2 separate regions of the Homo sapiens genome follow, and region 2 is linked to region 1. Evidence: chromatin loops called from intact Hi-C (ENCODE). Cell type or tissue: ascending aorta. All regions are shown on one strand. Links, peaks and the distances in the headings refer to the core of each region. The heading gives the core; the rest is flanking DNA. Region 1 overlaps PDZD2 (PDZ domain containing 2). Region 2 overlaps PDZD2 (PDZ domain containing 2).

Region 1 (9,656 bases), core at 2,706-7,705:
TGTCGCCCAGGCTGGAGTGCAGTGGCGCAGTCTCGTCTCACTGCAACCTCTGCCTCCTGGGTTCAAGCGATTCTCCTGTCCCAGCCTCCTGAGTAGCTGGGATTACAGGCACACGCCACCACGCCCAGCTAAGTTTTTGTATCTTTAGTAGAGACGGGGTTTCACCATGTTGGCCAGGCTGGTCTTGAATTCCTGACCTCGTGATCCGCCCGCCTCATCATCCCAAAGTGCTGGGATTACAGGCGTGAGCCACCACGCCTGGCCTGTTTTCACTTCTTAAATCTCTCATTAATTCCACAATGGATGGTGTAGTTTGATTTTGCTCCCAGTTCTTCCTTGAAATGCCCTCGCCGTGTTCACCCGTGGTCCTCTTCCCCTGCCTCCCAGTGAATCTTTTCCATACTGACTTTGGTTGGCACTGCTCTTTTATGAAACTCTATTCTCCTGGCTTCTCTGACACCACTTCTCAGACACTGCTTTTCTCCTACCTCTTTAAATAATACTTAATCTCAGTCTCTCTGAGCTCCTCTCCATGGAGCCCTTTAATTTACTTTTGCAAAACCTTTATTCTCCCTCTACTTTTTTGATTGGTTTCATACTTTGCCTCTTAAACAAAGGTTCTCATCTCACCCTCTGGCAATTTGAGCCACATCTTCAACTTCAGTCACCACCTATGTACTGATCACTTCCAGATCTGTACCTTTAGACCCAACCCTCCTCCTGAGCACTGACTCACACATCCAAGTGTCTACCCGCCATCTCCATCTGGTTGACCCTCAGCTACTCCAGAGTAACAATGTCCCAAGCCAAGCTCACCATTTTCCCCATATAAACCTCTTCCTCTGCTCCCCAGCTTGGTCAGTGTCACCCCCACTCAACTAGCCCCCGAGACAAGACACTCAGACTCATCCCTCACCTCTCTATGGCTCTGTATACTTGTACATGGGGAGTTTGCAACCACTATCCATTGGATAAACTATTTCAGTGGCTTTTCTTGTATAGGACTGCTAAGACTTATTCTCATTTCTGGTCTGGAAGCCAGAATAAGGGCCAAAGCATTGAAGTTAAGGGAAAGACATACAGCCCTATGCTGGGCAAATTTTTCTATCTGTTGTACCTGTCTCCAACTGGTGTGGAGTGCCTTGGGAGGTTGTAAGTTTCCTTTTCCTGCGGCAGAGGTTGGAGGACCGATGTTACAAGATTGAGCTGGGTGGCTTCAAATGCTGATACCAACTTTGAGGTTTAATTCAGCAGCTAATAAGCCCATCCTGCATACTTTGTCGACATCATTTCATTTAAGCTCCCTAATAGATTATTAGCCCTATCGAATTGAGAAGAACCAAAAGCTCAGAGGATCAGGTAATTTTCCTAAGGTGACCCAGCTGGGTAGTCAGACTTTTAAAGGAGACCTGGTGTCCCCACAGTCCACTGTTTTTGGTAAGCCACTGCTTTCCACTTGGTGTTACAGACAAATTTCAATTCAATAGATTGGAATCATCTGCATATCCTCATTGGCACAATTCAACCTTTAGGGATAATAGAAAGGAGCAATTCTTTGATTCATAGATTAAATAAATTTGGAGCCCAAGTTCTCCTTAAATATGTCCCCATATCTATTGGCATGTTATTCTTCCTCTCCATTTCTATGGATACTTTATTGTTATAACAAGTAATTCTTTTAAAAATTTTTTTATAAAAAAATTTTTTAGAGATGGGGTCTGTGTTAGTCCATTCTCACACTGCTATGAAGAAATACCTGAGATTGGGTAATTTATAAAGGAAAGAGGTTTAATTGACTCTCAGTTCCGCATGGCTGGGAAGGCCTCAGGAAATTTACAATCAAGGCAGAAGGGGAAGCAAACATGTCCTTCTTCACAAGGTGGCAGGAGAGAGAAGTGCCGAGCAAAGAGGGGAAAGCCCCTTATAAAACTAACAGCTCTTGAGAGAACTCACTCACTATCATGAGAACAGCAGCATGGGGGTAACTGCTGCCATGATTAAATTACCTCCCACTGAGTCCCTCCCATGACACATGGGGATTATGGGAACTACAATTCAAGATGAGATTTGGGTGGGGACAAAGCTAAACCATATCAGAGTCTCTGCTGCCCAGGCTGGAGTGCAATGGTGTGATTATAGCTCACTACAGCTTTAAACTCTTGAGCTCAAGCAGTCCTCCCCCCTCAGCCTCCTGAGTAGCTTAGACTAACTACAGGCATGTGTCACTATGCCCAGTGAATTTTTTGTTTTGTTTTGTTTTGTGGAGATGGGGTCTTGCTATATTGTCCAGCCTGGTCTTGAACTCCTGGCCTCAAATGATCATCCCACCTTGACCTCCCAAAGTGCTGGGATAACAGGCATGAGCCACTGTGACGGGCCTATAAGAAGTAATTCTTGTATCCAAGTGCAATTTTCTTCATAAGCCACCACCTCCAGTTTGCAGAGGCTTGGAAAGAAACAAATGAGAAAGGGTTAGCTCTTCCATTTGCTTAGTATGGCTTTTAATTAAATGCAGGTCCTGGCTTCGGAGGTTCTGAGCTGCTGCTAAAATAGCAGCCTGTTGTGTGGCTCATGCTGAGGAGGTCAGTCCTGGGTTTTATTTTACAAACTCAACAGAAAAGATGTCATACATTACAGGGGAATTGGCTTGAGGTATAGGAAGAATATGTAAGCAAATATTTACCTTATTTTAACTTTTGCCTCTGACACATTGTCCCGGTAGGAAGCAGAGGACTGATTAAAACAGCAGATACGCATCAAAACAGGGAGGAATCAGCTTGGGACAGTCACCAGGTGGGAGGAAAGGAGTCCAAGGGGACAGCCGAGCCAAGAATCTGAAACCCAAGCTGTAGAGACTCAACTTGCAGATAACCTGTGAGTGGTTATTTTTATAGCACCCATTAGCTGACACTCTTGAAACACTAAGGAGAACTTATCCTCTCTTCTCCTCTTACACGCTCTAAAGTATGTGATCACTTTTCCATCTTGCACCTGATCCTAACTTTGTTACGTGACTATTCAGAGAGTTTCTTAGCCTTTGGGCTTGAGGATTAGGGACAGTTTGAGTAAATGAAATCCAGCAATAATCCCCAAGGCTAAAGATAGATAGAAATAAGTAGTTCCTCCCTTGGTTTTTTTTTTTTTTCTTTTTTTTTCATCAGAGATATTCAGGGGCAAAAAGGTAAATGTCGTAACTGTACAAGGTGCAGGCAGGGGAAGATGATGGGAGAGTGAAAAGACTCCTGGGTGGCCCAGACACCAACACTCTCAGCTGTAGTCCAGACACGTCATCCTGGGTGAGGTAGCTGGCCTCTTGAGGTCCTAGTTTCCTCACCCTTAGAAGGAAGCAGTTGCAGTTAATAATTCCTAAAGTCGGCTGGGCGTGGTGGCTCACCTCTATAATCCTAGCACTTTAGGAGTCTGAGGTGGGCAGATCACCTGAGGTTAGGAGTTCGTGACCAGCCTGGCCAACATGGTGAAACCCCGTCTCTACTAAAAATACAAAAATTAGCTGGGCGTGGTGGTGCATGCCTATAATCCCAGCTATTTGGGAGTCTGAGGAAGGAGAATCACTTGAACCCGGGAGGCAGAGGTTGCAGTGGGCTGACATCACGCCATTGCACTCTAGCCTGGGCGACAAGGATGAAACTCCATCTCAAATAAATAAATAAATAAATAATTCCTAAAGCCTCTTTTATCTGTAAAAGAAGAAAACGTCCTGACACACAGTTGGAGCTCCAGAATCCACATGCTGCCTGTCTTAGTCCTTTTGGGCCACTATAACAAAAATTCCATAAACTCAGTGGCTTATAAATAAAATACAAAATAAAATTTATTTCTTGCAGCTCCAGAGGCTGGAAAGTCTGAGATCAAGGCACCAGCAGATTTGGAGTCTGGGATGGGTTTGCTCCCAGGCAGGGATGGTGCCTTCTAGCTGCATCCTCACATGGGGCAAGAGGCAAGGCAGCTCTCTTGGATCCCCTTTCTTTTTTTGAGACGGAGTCTGGCTCTGTAGCCCAGGATGGAGTGCAGTGGCGCAATCTCAGCTCACTGCATGCTCCGCCTCCCAGGTTCACGCCATTCTCCTGCCTCAGCCTCCCGGGTAGCTGGGACTACAGGCGCCCACCACCACGCCCAGCTAATTTTTTTGCATTTTTAGTAGAGACGGGGTTTCACCGTGTTAGCCAGGATGGTCTTGATCTCCTGACCTTGTGATCCACCCGCTGTGGCCTCCCAAAGTGCTGGGATTACAGGTGTGAGCCACCTCACCTGGCCAAGGCCCCACCTTCTAATGCTATCACTATGGAGGTTAGGATTTCAGCATATGAATTTGGGGTTGCAGGGTGGGACACGGACATTCAGGCCACGGCACCACCTCTCACATGAAAACAATCATCCCTTTCCTGCCCCTCACTACTAAAGATCCATTCACGTCCACAATGCCTTGGACCTCACTTTCTGTCTTAGATGAACAAATTGATCTAAATTAAGCTACCCATAAAAAATATCCTGTTTCTGTTAGGAATAAGTTCCATTAATAGTAAAAGACTTGCAAGGCATGAAAAATTCAGTTTCCCTTCCACTGATGATGATTTCTTCCTCCAACTTTAGAGATTGTCTATTCTAATCTTGTATGTTATAAATGAACAAATCTCAACCCAGAGAGCTGAGGTGGCTTTCTAAGGGTCACACAGTGAAGACCGTTTGGTAGGACTTTTCCCCACTGCCCCAAATGGCAAGATACAGGTACTTGGCATTCAGTGTTTAAAAGGTAATTATAGAACTACTTTTAAACAGGAGGTTGTTTTACCTTGGCATTTTTTTAAGAAAAAAAAATAAACAAGTGTACTAGATTTGTCCTTTTAAGCCAGTTTAAGAAGCGTGCCTTCTCTGTGCTGTTGAAATTGGCAGGCCCACATCTTGCAGACAGACTGTTCTGGTCTACTTGGTTAGTTGTTATCCCAAATGCAAATCTGACTCACGGGTGAGATCATGAGAAATCTGGGCTATTTTTCTTGATGACTTTTTCTTTCCTCTTCCAATTTTCTTTTGCGGTATTTGGCTCCGTGTGATACCCATGCTGGGGAACAGAACCTTGAAAGGGTTGTTCCTAGGATGGTCACTGCTGTCGTATGAATCACAAGACAGCTGGGGCAGGCTTGGCCCTGAACCGTTTGTGGCTTTGGTGTGGAAGTTTAGGGTGTGTGTGTGTGTGTGTGTGTATGCGGGCACAAGTGTGTGCTTGCACATGTATCTGTGTGTGAGTGTGATGGCGTATGGCAAAGTAAGAAGATTACTGCTTACTAGGATTTGAGCCCTTTTTCTAACCAATGGACTATTTTTATTCAACAAATGTTCACTTAATATCCAGCTTTTACTAGGCGGTGATGATATAGAGGGGTCTCTTACTGTCTAGAGAACATTATCTACAATTGAATAAGTAAATATTACCTAGCCTGTGTATTAGGGTAATGATAGTTGCTATTGCTGTGACAATTAAACCTCCAAGTTTTGTTTTGTTTTGTTTTTTTGAGATGGGGGTCTTGCTGTGTTGCCTAGGCTGGTCTTGAACTCCTGGTCTCAAGCAGTCCTCCCACCTCAGCCTCCTGAGTAGTCAGGATTACCGACACGCACCACCGCACCCAGCTGAAACCTCCAAGTTTTAACGGCTTAACATAACAAAAAATCATTTCTCTCTCACAAACAGCCTAGTGCAGGGCTCAAATCCCAGGAAGCAGAAATCTTATACAGGCCAGGGCCATCACACTCATACACAGACACATGCGCATGCATGCATACACACACACACACACACACACACACAGGCGCATGCATGCGTACACACACATACACACACACAGAAATACATGCACACACACACTAAATTTCTACACCAAAGCCACAAATGGTTCACAGCCAAACCTGCCCCGGCTGTCTTGTGATTCATACGACGGCAGAGACCATCCTAGGAACAACCGTTTCAAGGTTCTGTTCCCCAGCATGGGTGTCATACAGAGCCGAAAACCACAAAAGAAAATTGGAAGAGGAAAGAAAAAGTCCTCAAGAAAAATAGCCCAGATTTCTCATGATCTCACTCATCCTTGGTCAGCAGGTGGCTCTCCTCCACATGGTGATTCAGGGACTCAGATTCTCTCCATCTTGTGTCCCCACCAATGTCCTAGGGCTGCGAGTACTCTGCCCCCAACTGGTGGAAGGGAGGAGATGGTGGCGAGAAGGTGCATCTACTTCTGAAGTGCCTTGGGTTGGAGTGAAACACCTCACGTCCTCTCACATCTCATTAGCAAGAACTAACCAAATAGCCCTGCTCAGATGCAAAGGGAGCTGGAAAAGGTAGCCCGCAAGGAGTCTACACTATGAAGGGGGAATATATGGAATTGTGGTGTTTGCCTGCTATTTCTGCTACTGTCTGATAAGTACTTTACTGCAGGGGGTGCACTTGGGATACCACCCAGGCGGGTAAGAGAGGCACCTAACCTGGATTTGGTGCGGGGAGTCATCACACATTGTTCCTTATTTCCCCTCTTCTCCTCCTGAGCTTGATTTCACCTCTCCAGCCTGCCTCTTCCCCGTGTGTATCTCTCACACCATTGCACCTGCTCTTTCCTGTCCCTGGAATTTTTCTCCCACTTCACCTTGCCCTTCCTGTGGCTAGTGCAGTATTCCATCAGGGACAAGCGTGGAAAGCATTCCCCCAAGAAGCCTTTCCTGGACCCACAAATTCAGCTTGTGTTCTGGTCTTTTATGGAGGCAAAGAAAGGCGATTTTTATTTATTGGGGTTTGAAAGCTGATACGGTTTGGCTCTGTGTCCCCACCCAAATCTCATCTCAAATCGTAATCCCTATGTGTCCAGGGAGGTACCTGGGGGCAGGTGATTGGATCATGGGGGCGGTTTCCCCCATGCTGTTCTTGTGATAGTGAGGGAGTTCTCATGAGATCCGATGGTTTAAAAGTGTTTGGAAGTTCCCCCTCCCCCCCCTCCCTTTCCTGCTGCCTTGTGAAAAGGTTCCTGCTTGCTCTTCACCTTCTGCCATGATTGTAAGTTTCCTGAGGCCTTCCCAGCCACGCGGAACTGTGAACTAATTAAAGCTGTTCTCTTTATAAATTGCCCAGTCTCAGGTAGTTCTTTGTATCAGTGTGAAAAAAGACTAATCCAAGAGCCCATGAAAAGGCATGTCTGCTAATCAGATGGAAGTTTTACACACATAAACTTCAGCCTCTAGAGAAAAGAGAGGCAGGGGAGCCATAAGGTGATAGGGAAGTGAGGACGGGACCTCATTCATTCACACGTTCAATTTTCCAATAGCTTAGAGGGGAGAACTCCAGCCCTTTGGAGGTGGAGAGGCAGCGTGGGCTCCCAGATCACATCAGTTCAGGAACCTACATTTCTACAAGTGGGTTTTATGAGTTGTTTCTGAGGGTTTATTTCTAGGGAATAAATGGTACAAATTTTCAAATGCCAGTTGAGGAGTGGGACATCGAGATCGAGGCAGGGCCCTTCCTAGGGAAACATCCTCTTTGACCAGGGAGGAGAAGGACATGGTTATCCAGCCAGCCTCAGTCTTGGAGCAGAAGGTGGAGGGAAAGTAGACTCCTCTAGGGTCAGAACAATCATGGAATGCATCTTCCAGTTCCAACAGCCCCAGGATCTTGTAAAGGAGCATGGGGTTTTAATTTTTAAATACGAGAAATGAGCATATTTCTCCTGCAGCCGAGCTTATCTCCTTATTAAAAAAATATTTTCTTACTAATTATTTCTGATGATCTCAAGGGAAAGCGCCTTTTGCGATTATTTTGACAAGTTCATACATGCAAGGGGCTTGCTGATCCTGCATTTACAAGGCGATGGTTGCTTCTACTGTTTAGGTTACCATTAGAGTTCCCTAAAAATAGAACCATGAGCTGGGTGCTCAGAAACAAACTTGGCAGAATGGTTTAGGAAGGGGACTGAGCTAACCCCATTGGGACAGAATACAGTCGGTTTCTCTTATTCTACGCTCCAGTCTGAAAGCATGGTTTTCTGAGGCCACGCGCTGGGCCTGTATACCATAAGAGAGTAATTTCACTGTGAGCGTAATGATAAATGCAGAAACTGAAGGCAAAATATCCAAGATATGGGGTCCGTCTTTAAGATCAGATAGACCAGTTCTTGATTAGCAGCCATTCAGGAACCCTCAGACTCTCAGCCTGTGGGTGGTCCTCAGTGTTTCTTGTGACTTCTTAGCCCAAGCCCAAACATTCACTCATTCACCAAATATTGATAGAGTACCTGCTGTGTGCCAGCCAGGCGCGGTGGCTCACGCCTGTAATCCCAGCACTTTGGGAGGCCGAGGTGGGCGGATCACGAGGTCAGGAGATCGAGACCATCCTGGCTAACACGGTGAAACCCCGTCTCTACTAAAAATACAAAAAACTAGCTGGGCGTGGTGGTGGGCGCCTGTAGTCCCAGCTACTCAGGAGGCTGAGGCAGGAGAATGGCTTGAACCCAGGAGACGGAGCTTGCAGTGAGCTGAGATCGCGCCACTGCACTCTAACCTGAGTGACAGAGCAAGACTCCGTCTCAAAAAAAAAAAAAAAAAAAAAAGAGTACCTGCTGCCTGCTGTGTGCCTGGTCCCCTTCTTCTAGACACTAGGGATACAGGGGTGAGTGAGACACTCAAAACGCCTAGCCTACTCAGCACCCACATTCTAGGAGGTGGGAGGACAGACACGAAACAGAAACCAGAGAATGTGCAATAAAACTTCAGGTGGAACTAGGTGCTTCCGGAAGAAAAATGAGGCAGGTTAAGGGACTACGGAGGGATGGAGGGGACCTTGCTGGATAGTGGGGGCTGGGAAGGCTGCTCTGAGAAAGTGACAATGAGGAGAGGCCTGAGCTATAAGAATGAATCAGGCAGGCACAGATTCCAGGGCAGGAGGGCCACCAAGAAGGAACAGCCAGTGCAAGGGCCCTGAGCAGGGAAAGCAGCAGTGCCCACGGTGATGGAATGGGACGTGCCTTTACCTGGACTCCCCTTCATTGCAGCGATCCTGCCCCTCAACAGCTCACTCCTGAAGGCGTAGTCATGGGCTCCCTGACCCCTGCTCACCAGAAGGCAGGAGGCAGTGGGGCAATGTTGCTGGGCCCTGCTCAGGAAGGTAGAGGGGAAGTCTGCAGAGAACAAACTGCCTTTTTTTTTTCCTTTTTTTTTTTTTTTTTTTTTTTTGAGATGGAATCTCGATCTCTCGCCCAGGCTGGAGTGCAGTGGCGTGATTTCGGCTCACTGCAACCTCCATCTCCTGAGTTCAAGCGATTCTCCTGCCTCAGCCTCCCAAGTAGCTGGGACTACAGGCGCCCACCACTACGCCCGGCTACTTTTTGTATTTTTAGTAAAGACGGGGGTTTCACCATATTGGCCAGGCTGGTCTTGAACTCCTGACTTTGTGATCTGCCCACCTCTGCCTTCCAAAGTACTGGGATTACAGGCGTGGGCCGCTGCACTTGGCCCAAACTGCCTTTTTTCATTGTGTTGGTGAATGCGTGCAGAGATGGAGGTCTGCTTTCCAATCTTACAGGAATTTGCTTTTCGGTGAAAAGGAAGGAATTGATGAACACAAACAGCCTTGTGGCCCCTGTTCAGAGAAAGCCAATGGAAGT
Region 2 (9,656 bases), core at 2,868-7,867, 83 kb after region 1:
CCTGAAGCCTGCAAGATCACAGCAGGTCTGAGTTCTAGTCTGTGCAATAAACAAGGGACTGGACTCTAGTAAAATACAAGTAAAAGCTGAACTTGGAGTCAGAATACCAGAGTTCTCATCCAAACTTCCCTCTCTTACTAGCTGAGAGCCTTGGGGAAACCATTATGTACTCTGAGTTCCTCTCATTGCCAAGTCTCTTGGAAGAGGAATGGACCCACCACTGCCAGTTCTAGGCAAAACTGTGAAGCAGCCAAACACTTGTGCCTTTGCTTCTGTCTTGGTGTTTGTTCTCCCTGCACAGGGCTCCCCAACCCCCCCGTGCATACTCTCATGCTGCCTGCAACTCTCTCCTACTGAAAACTGCTCTTTGGAAAGAATCTGGTTCATTCCTTCAAACACATATTCATAAGTACAAGGTGCATTGACTAGTGAAATCTTAACCCAGGACCCTGCCTAGAGATGGCTTCATTTTCTAGGGAAAAGGAAACAACCTGTAAATCAAAGGGCAGCCTTTCCTCCAGAAAACTGCATAGTGGAGGTCTCTGACCAATGTGGTGGAACTAAAGTCCAGCCTTGATTGCTTCCCCACTTTGGGGACTTTGAATTGAGGCCCTCTTCTTATGAATAGGTACAGGAAAGTCAATTATCTTTTCTAAATGGGACTTAACCCTGTCATTGCAGTCTTCTATTACATTAGTCTTCTAATCCTTCATGGATTCTGTAGCCACACATAAGAAGTCATCCTACTTTCTTCACGGGGTTATTGCGAAAAGTGAAACAACACAGGTGAAATAATTCTTGGCAAAGTGTAAGGTAAAGGTTGCCTCTTGGAAGCACGTGGGCTGAGCTTGATGTGGATGGTTTTGTTGAGTTTGCACAGTGGTTACTTTTTATTTTTTATTAAAGACTGAAATGGTTGTAAATATTTGAAAATTAAGAGATATTATGTTTGAAAGTGTGACTTTTTTTTTTTTTTTTCATTTCCCCGGGCCCTGACATTCTGGCATGGCTCTAATCTGTTGGAGCCCAGTTGGAGCCCATCACTATTAGGGGAACCCAACCCTCAGCAACCCCCTCCCCCAACTCCCCCCCTCCCCACCCCATTCCCCCACCACTGTTTCTACCCCAGGGGATGGTGGTCTTGAACAGCTGAGGCTGTGGATTCAGAGCTTCCTGCCCTGAGTCTCTGCTCTAGCATTTGCTGGTTGTTTGACTTTGGCCAACCTAGTAAACTTGCAGAGCCATAACTTGCTAGGGCCTCTGTTTCTTCATCTGTAAAGTGGAATAATATTCGTGTCTTCCCAGAGGACTGTAGCAAGGACTAGGAAAAATGCTTGTGATACACTTAGAACAAGCCCTGGTACACAAAGGGCTTTGATCAGTTACCTGCTTGGTCTCTAAAAGCATTTGGCTTACCAACTACTGCTGGAAGATGTGAATTAAATGAAGATTATTGTTTCTTCTGTTTGTCAACCTAGTACTTTTTCTGCTATGTGTTATTTGGTAGTGCTAGATAGAAAATTGAGCTTCTAAGTGAATTCAGAAACTTTTCCAAATATTCTTTCTGATTAGCCAGTCCATCTTCACCTTTGGAGGATGTTATATGAATAGCATTAGTACTCTTTTCCCCTGCTGAATTCTGCCATACATACATTGATTTTGACCTACTCTGAATCTCTTTAGTGTTGAGTATGTCATGTATTTTCATATTAGGTTATATTCTTTTTTCTTTTTTTTTTTTTTGATACAGGGTCTTACTCTGCTGCCCAGGCTGGAGTGCAGTGGCACAATCATGGCTCACTGAAGCCTCAACCTTCCCGGGCTCAGGTGATCCTCCAGCCTCAGCATCCCCAATGGCTGGGATTACAGGCATGCGCCACCATGCCCGGCCAATCTTTGTATTTTTTTGTAGAGATAGGTATTCGCCATGTTGCCCAGGGCTCAAGCGATCCACCCATCTCGGCCTCCCAAAGTGCTGGGACTACAGACGTGAGCCACTGTGCCTGGCCTATATTCTACTGCTTGTCGTTGCTTGTATTTTCTTTTCTGGTACAGTGGAAGTCTGTCATATTTTTATGCTATTGTATCTTGCATGATGCCTAGCATATTGAAAATAATAAATAAATTGCTCATGGAATGAATAGTTTAAATCATCGCTAGAAATAGGGGAATGGCTCTTTTGAAGGCAGGCCTATGGCATCCAGGTTCTTTTAGGACAAATCTTTCACCTGTTCCTTCATCCTTCAGTTCATCCATTCATTCGTCCATCTATCCCCAGCAACCACTGAGAGGGTGCCCACTCTCTGTCAGATTCTCAGCTAGGATATTGGTGCCTCAGATATGAAAGAAATGGAAGAAACATGCCCCACGGAAGAAACTGAAAGACCAGGTATGCATGATGTGTAGTTTGCTAATCCAGACAATGACTGTGCATTTTGAGAGGCTAGTAGGTGAGAAAATGAAATAAAGAATTCTAGACTCAGCTAATTGGCTCAGGCGGCATCAAATATAGAGTTTTCTGTCCTAGTCTTTCCTTTTCTTCCCTTTAATTGTGCCTGTTTGTAACCAAAGCACAAGTAACTTCTTACTAATGTGGTAAGAGCTTTATACAGGGCTGATCTGCAAAGCAGAACTGGTTTGTCTGGAACTTTCTGAGGTGGTTACTTTCTAAAGAGTTTATAGGTGGAATCTTTTTCTTGGCATCATTGAACCATGAAGTCTGGTCCTTTTAAGGTCTATGGCTTGGTTGTTGATTTAACCCTGCTCTGATGTTGTTTCCATTTCTAAATCACACTCATGTACTGAAAATTATATCGGTTCCTTGAAATTGGGCAGAGTTGTTAGTTTGGCTTTTTTCAAAACTAGGGTGGGACTTTGCCTTGCGTATATTTACTGGCCACTAACAAAGAAGGGTCAGGAGCAGGTCTGTCACATCCTTACTAGGTAAAAAAAGTCCGTTCTTTCACAGCTGGTATCCAAGAGAGGGTCTTAATTCACTTCCAAAAAAAAGAAGGAAAAGAAAAAAGAAAACGAGTTGTTTAAAGTGCCTTTTGATATTGATATCATTTGAAAGAATTATATAATCTTTTTTGACATGTATTCTCCAATATTAGCTCGATTTGAATTCTGAAAAAAAAAAGAAGAAAGATTTTTCCCCTTCATGGTTGAACAGGAAAGAATCTCACTGTAAAAACACTGTATTCTCTTTCTCCTTTTTTGCATGCATAATTATTGAGTCCAAGGATATAGTCAAATTATTTCAGAAGGTTTTAGTGAACAACTGAATAGCTTAATCATGCTAAAAAGAATTTTCCCTCTGCTAGGATAAGAAGCTCTGTGTGGCCAGGTGCAGTGGCTGACGCCTGTAATCCTAGCACTTTGGGAAGCTGAGGCGGGCGGATCTTGAGGTCAGGAGATTGAGACCATCCTGGCTAACATGGTGAAACCCCGCCTCTACTAAAAATACAAAAAAAAATTAGCCGGGCGTGGTGGTGGGCACCTGTAATCCCAGCTACTCAGGAGGCTGAGGCAGGAGAATGGCATGAACCTGGGAGGCGGAGCTTGCAGTGAGCCGAGATCGCGCCATTGCACTCCAGCCTGGGCGACAGAGGGAGACTCCGTCTCAAAAAAAATAAATAAATAAATAAATAAAATAAAAAATAAACACCAAGTGTCCCTGAGATACCCACTGCCTTCTCTCTTGTGTCTCAGTGCCTTCTTTTTAATGTTTAGTTTTTAAGCAATATTTTTCATATTAATAAAGAAATTTGTGTTTATTGTAGAAAAAATAGACTATGTGGATGGACCCAAAGGGGTATAAAGACCAATAACACCACCATCCAGATAAAAACACTGGTCACACCTCTTCGTATGTGTGGGTACGTGTGTGTAGAGAGTTTTAGTTCCGTTTATTTTGTACATTGTTTTATCCCCAGCATCTAGAATAGTGTCTGATACACAGTAGGTGCTCAATAAGTATTTTTTGATAAAAATAAATGGATTCAAGTGGATGTGGGAAGTCTTTGTCCTCCAAGAAGCTCTCACACACGCCCTGGAGAGACATCCTTGCCCAGGTCTCACTAACTGTGAAGCCCAAATCACCTTCGCTCATGCTTTCACGCTCCCTCTCACCTTTCAATACCAACATGCTCATTAGAGTCGTCCATTTTTGCAAAAAGCATTCCATTAGCCTTTTAGCCTTCCTGTTTTAGCATCTTCCCCTCTTTGGAGGTGAAGACTTCTTTGTAAGGTCAAATTTCTTCTATTTCTAGTTGTATTAGGTCACTGCGTCCTATCTTAGTGAATGTTCAGTGATCATCTTGTCATTTTGTGGTAAGGTGTTTCCTAACTCATGTAAATGATTTTTTTTTTTTTTTTTGCTAATATTAAGAAATAATGGGTCTGTTCTAGGAAGCAGAATGTTAAATTTCAGCAGAATTGGTCTGAATTGTGCCTTCTACTATAGCCAGAATCTGAGAGGGACACAAAATAACCTAGCGAAACTTGATCCATAGAGCCAAGTGGAGGGCCTAGCATTATAGCAAGCCACTGCATAGATTGTTTCTGAGAGCAGCAGAAGCAACCAAGTATAGGGCTCTAAATAGAACTGTGGAGCTCTAGCTGGTTTGGTCTGATTGGAAGTCAGAGACTGTTGGTTGGATTCTGGGCATCCTGGGCAGAAGTCACTGCCAATCCCTAAAGAAATGAGAGAATAATCTTGGCTTTGGCCAAGACAAATGCCCAGGTTCAACCAGGGCAGCATTTTTATGGCTCTGCCTTCATGGCCTCAGGAAGTTGAAGTCCTTTTGAGTAGCTTCCTGAACAGATGAGGTATAGACCAGCGAGGGCAAATCAATGTCAATTTTTGCATTGACTCCTTTTCTTGGCTGTCTGAATTATTTTGAGAAGATTCTATGGCTTTGTCTAGGATCAGCAGGAAACAGAGCTGTGATCCATTAACAATGTCCATCGTGGGTGCAGAAGTGGGAGTGGATTGGTGTGCCAACTGTTTGTCATTCTTGGTATACACAAGGGATTGTGCTCAAAAATAGAATTTTAAATCATCGCCCTGGCAAAAATATGTTACAAAGGGCACGGTGACCAGTGATTTTTCATAAAATTAGGATACTTGAGAGTAAAAGGGGTGCTATTATCCAAGGACAACAGGAGCAAACAAGTACCTATGACACTTGGTTCATTGCAAATAATCCTCAAATGGAAAGGTGTTCTGTGTGTCCTCACCCCGAGTTTCAGAGGCCACTTGGGCAAGGCTTTTCCACTGTGCTCTGCACTCTTTCCAGGGAACCCTTTGATTTCTTCCCAAAGAGGAGGAAAGATTTATTTCCTTACCCATCACTAGGTTCGTGGCAGGAGTCCCTGTAACGAAAGACAGGTTAACAAGAGAAAAGCATACAGTTTTATTTCATATAAGTTTTGTAGGTCATGCGCTGGGCGTGGTGGCTCACGCCTGTAATCTCAGCACTTTGGGAGGCTGAGGCGTTGGGGAGCATGAGGTCAGGAGTTCGAGACCAGCCTGACCAACATAGTAAAACCCCGTCTCTACTGAAAATACAAAAATTAGCTGGGTGTGGTGGCGGATGCCTGTAATCCCAGCTACTCGGGAGGCTGAGGCAGGAGAATCGTTTGAACCTGGGAGGCAGAGGTTGCAGTGAGCCAAGATGGCACCATTGCACTCCAGCCTGGGTGACAGAGCAAGACTCCATCTCAAAATAAATAATTTTTTTAAAAGTTTTACAGGTCATGAGAGCCTTTGGAAATGAAGACCCAAAGAAATAGTAAACGTGTAAGTTTTTTGTGCTTGGCTTTCGTGAAGCATGGATAGTCATGGAGAAATAGAATTGGACAAAGGGGGTATGATCTAATGGTAGGAAATGGAGCGGAGGGAACCTAGCAAGGCCTATTTGTTCAGATTCTTCTCTGTGTCCCTGTGTCTTCAGTGATAGGATGCTCCTTTCCTCTGAATGTAGGGACAGCAAGGAGAAGTTAAGAGTGGCCTCCCTGCTTCTGCTGTTTTTTCAGGTGACAAGGTGCTGTGTTTTGGGGTAGTGTGTCCTGAATACCATCAGTCTCAACTCGCCAATCTGACAGTGAGTGACCCAAGCATCCACCTCCTTTTGTCCTCCATGTTTGTGTGAAGGAGTTCACAGTAAGAGTTCCATGGCTTGGGGGCTCTGGCCAGCTTCCCGGGCATGTCCAACACTGACTTCTGCTCCGCCTGGTGGCAGAACCATCCAATCCTTGTACCGTGCTCAAGGAGTTGTTTTCCAAATGCCCAGGTCGCCTTCCCACTCCCTGTGGTGTGAATTGCTGTGCCACTGGACCTCAGAGAGCTAGCTCCCCAATACTCCAGCCCCATAATCCTGCCCCAGGAACCTGCCAGCCAGCATTCTGTACCACATGGCAGAGTGCTCAAGCATGGCCCATAGACCTGTTGACGGAGCATGAGAGTTGGGATTCCCAAGGTATGTGATTGTTTTTTCTCTGTTAAAACTCTGGATCTACTTGTGTTCCCAAGAAGGTCCTCATTCCTTAGATTACCATGAAAAAGTTCAGGCTATGTGGAACTGAAGTCACAAATTTAAAATGATACCATGGGTGGCTGGCCCTTGCCAGCAAAGGTACATTCTGGAAATGTCTAGTTGGCTGTCTTCCTGGTTCATGTGTTGGCCTTGCTCAGACAAGCCACTCGAGAGTGCTAGCTCCATTTCCCAGACTGAGCAACAAGATATTTGATCAGACAAATAATATCCTTGACCTACCACGACATATTCATTTTTTTGTTTTGCTGTTGTTGTCACATCTATTTGCCAACAGGAGATGAGAGCGTTGGAGTCAGAAGCCTTGGATTCTAGACCCGACTTGCTCACAAATTATTTGTATGACTATGGACATGTCATTTCCCCAGCCACTCCCCATTCTTCATCTGTAAAGTGGCTGGGGGAACCAAATCAGTGGTCATCAAGCTGTTTCAGAGACAATATCCCCCTTTCAAAACATAGCACATAATTCCAACAGCCCAAACCCAAGCTGCTCTCATTGAACCTTCAGGCTCCTCTTCAGAGAAGGCAGGATGGGTCTTTCTGACGCCCCCAGCAGCAGAAGCTGTGGGGTTTCTCTCCTGCTGCCTGCCTTCTGGCCATCCTTCTGGGAAAGGCTGTTCCCTGCATGTAGGCATTCCTGGCAAGGGGTGGGTGGGAAAATTAAAAGGAGATGAAATTTAAATCTCTCCAGTTTGCTGCTTGTCAGCAGCTCTGATCACACGCTTGGTTGGGGTGGAGTTTGAAACCAAAGACTCGGAAAAGGTTTTAGGTTATCTGTGCATTTGCAGTTCCAGGTGTGAGGTTATCTTCACATTGCAATGACAGATTTTAGGTTACCTGGGCATTGCAATTCCAGTGGGGCTGGGCTTGTTGCACCTGGGAGTGTGTGATGTGGGTGGATTGCCCTGTTCTGTGTCTCTGCCTAGCACTGGTCCTCCAGAGCACTGGTTCTCAGGCCTGGAGTAGCACTGGAATAACCCTGACCTTGGAGTTCTCCAGTCCCTTGTCAGCACTCACTAAAATTAGGAGCAGCCCTAAGCTAGCAAGATCAAAGAACTTCATTAACTCTCTATTTCATGGGGGGGGGCCTTAATTTGTATTCACTTCTTACATTTTGCAATACTGTGAGGTAGGGCTTATTGTTTTAAAGTTGTTTCCCTGCTTATCTGTCTCCTGGTAGCATTGAACATGCCTTGAGAGGCAGGAAGGATATTTCACCTGTGCATCTTTTGCCCTAGATCAGTGACACAGCATAGGCCCACAGATACTTGTTTGTTTTCCATGCCTTGTATTGGTGAGTAAATAAGAAAATGAAGCTCAGAGGGGTTAAGTGATTAGCATGGCAGTAAATCTGGGGTAGACGTCTGTCTCCATTGTGCCTAGCTGATTCAAGAGTGCAGAAGGTCACTGTGTGATTTTTTTTTTTTTTTTTTGAGATGGAGTTTTGCTCTTTCACCCAGGCTGGAGTGCAGTGGCATGATCTCAGCTCACTGCAACCTCAGCCTTCCAGGTTCAAGTGATTCTCCTGCCTCAGCTTCCCGAGTAGCTGGGATTACGGGCGCCCGCCACCATGCCTGGCTAATTTTTGTATTTTCAGTAGAGACAGCGTTTCACCATGTTGGCCAGGCTGGTCTCGAACTCCTGACCTTGTGATCTGCCTGCCTTGGCCTCCCAAAGTGCTGGGATTACAGGCATGAGCCTCCGCACCCGGCTGTGACGGTGTGATTGTACTGTCTTCACCTTCCTGGTGCTCAGCTGCACTCCATTATGCTCTCCCCAAGTGTTCCTGGGTTGCTCCACAGGCTTTTCCCATCCCACAGGACCACTCCTTCCCCCAGGTGAGCCGCGCGTGGCTTCCCCTTCCCGGTGAGGCTCTCAGTGGGGATAAGGAGAAAGACAGTGTTCCTTAGAAAACTGGCATCCCGCCATGATGTTGTTTATCTTTGGGCTTGCAGGGTCCTCTGTACAGTGGCTCCGAAACCTGGGGCCATCCAGGACTGCGGAATCAGGATTTCTGGAGATGCAAATGATTTTTTAAACAATCAGCCCTTTGAAGCCCACAGCAGCTTATCCTGCCCTTCTTGTCCAACTTCATCATCATCTGCCAGGAATCCCCAGGAACTGACTTTAGGGTCACATGGGCCAGTTTGCCATCTCTAGCGCCTGCCATGCCAAATCCTACGCTTCCAGTCATGGCTTTTCTCCACTTGAGAAAGTCCTCACTCTTGTCCGACTTGATCTCCACCACCAGTGGCCTTTGGAGCCCATTGTGTCCCCCAGCTCCCTCTTGCCTGCTTCAGCTCCCCTGTACATCCTCCTTTCTGAGTTCTGTTAGCTCCTTTGGGCAGGGCCCTACAGATTAGCTCTTATTTCAGTCATGCAGTAAATAGCAAGCAGTTGTCATGTACCGAACGCTCACCAGATGCAGGAACGCTACAGCGAACAAAACAAACAGGAACCCTGTCCCCGTGGAGGTAGAGGAGAGGAGACAAAGCATGAACACAATGTGCAAGTGCATGTGTAACACGAGGGTCCGCCAAGGATGGGTGCCGCGAGGGTGAGGAGTGTGGTCCTGAGGGGCGCCGCTCCAGGGAGGATATTTGGGAAGGTCCGAGTGGGTGCTGTGACGGGCAGATCCACGGATAGTTTCAGGCAGAGGGAACAGCAACTGCAAAGGGCCTGAGGCAGGGGCACTTTTCCTGTATTCAAGACAGAGCAAGGGGCCACTGTTCCTGGTGCATTCCCACCAGTGAGAGGGGCTGCCGGGCACTTGGCAGGCGCTCAGTAAATACCTGATTGACTGTGGCTGGAGTGGAGTGAGTAGGGTGGGTTGTGGGGAAGAAGTAGTCAGGGGTAATGTTACGCAGCACTTTGAAAGCCACGGTGAAGACTTCAGATTTCATGCTAGGTATGAAGGGATGCCATTTGGTGGTTTTGAGTAAGAGAAGCATGGGCCAGGCACGGTGGCTCATACCTGTAATCCTAGCACTTTGGGAGGCCAAGGCAGGTGGATCACCTGAGGTCAGGAGTTTGAGACCAGCCTGGCCAATGTGGTGAAACCCTGTCTCTACTAAAAATACAAAAGTACCTGGGCGT

What was found. Peaks named below come from ENCODE experiments on the same cell type or tissue, not always from the same donor. Only the 100,000 strongest peaks of a DNase experiment are listed, where the experiment ranks them.
Region 2: a loop joins it to region 1, with 1.9 times the contacts of the local background. A loop is called at or near these places in 3 of 110 quality-filtered maps.

What each region holds. Positions count from the first base shown.
Region 1 is chr5:31,658,655-31,668,310 of GRCh38, forward strand. The region is part of intron 1 of PDZD2 (PDZ domain containing 2); the gene reads left to right. Among named protein-coding and RNA genes, the nearest start is that of PDZD2, 24 kb to the left of the region's middle. In ascending aorta, for the core only: no CTCF peak of the experiment used is centred there; a DNase peak (open chromatin) is centred at 5,007; H3K27ac peaks cover 4,905 bases.
Region 2 is chr5:31,741,449-31,751,104 of GRCh38, forward strand. All of the region lies in intron 1 of PDZD2 (PDZ domain containing 2), which reads left to right. Among named protein-coding and RNA genes, the nearest start is that of PDZD2, 110 kb to the left of the region's middle. In ascending aorta, for the core only: no CTCF peak of the experiment used is centred there; a DNase peak (open chromatin) is centred at 4,987; H3K27ac peaks cover 1,060 bases.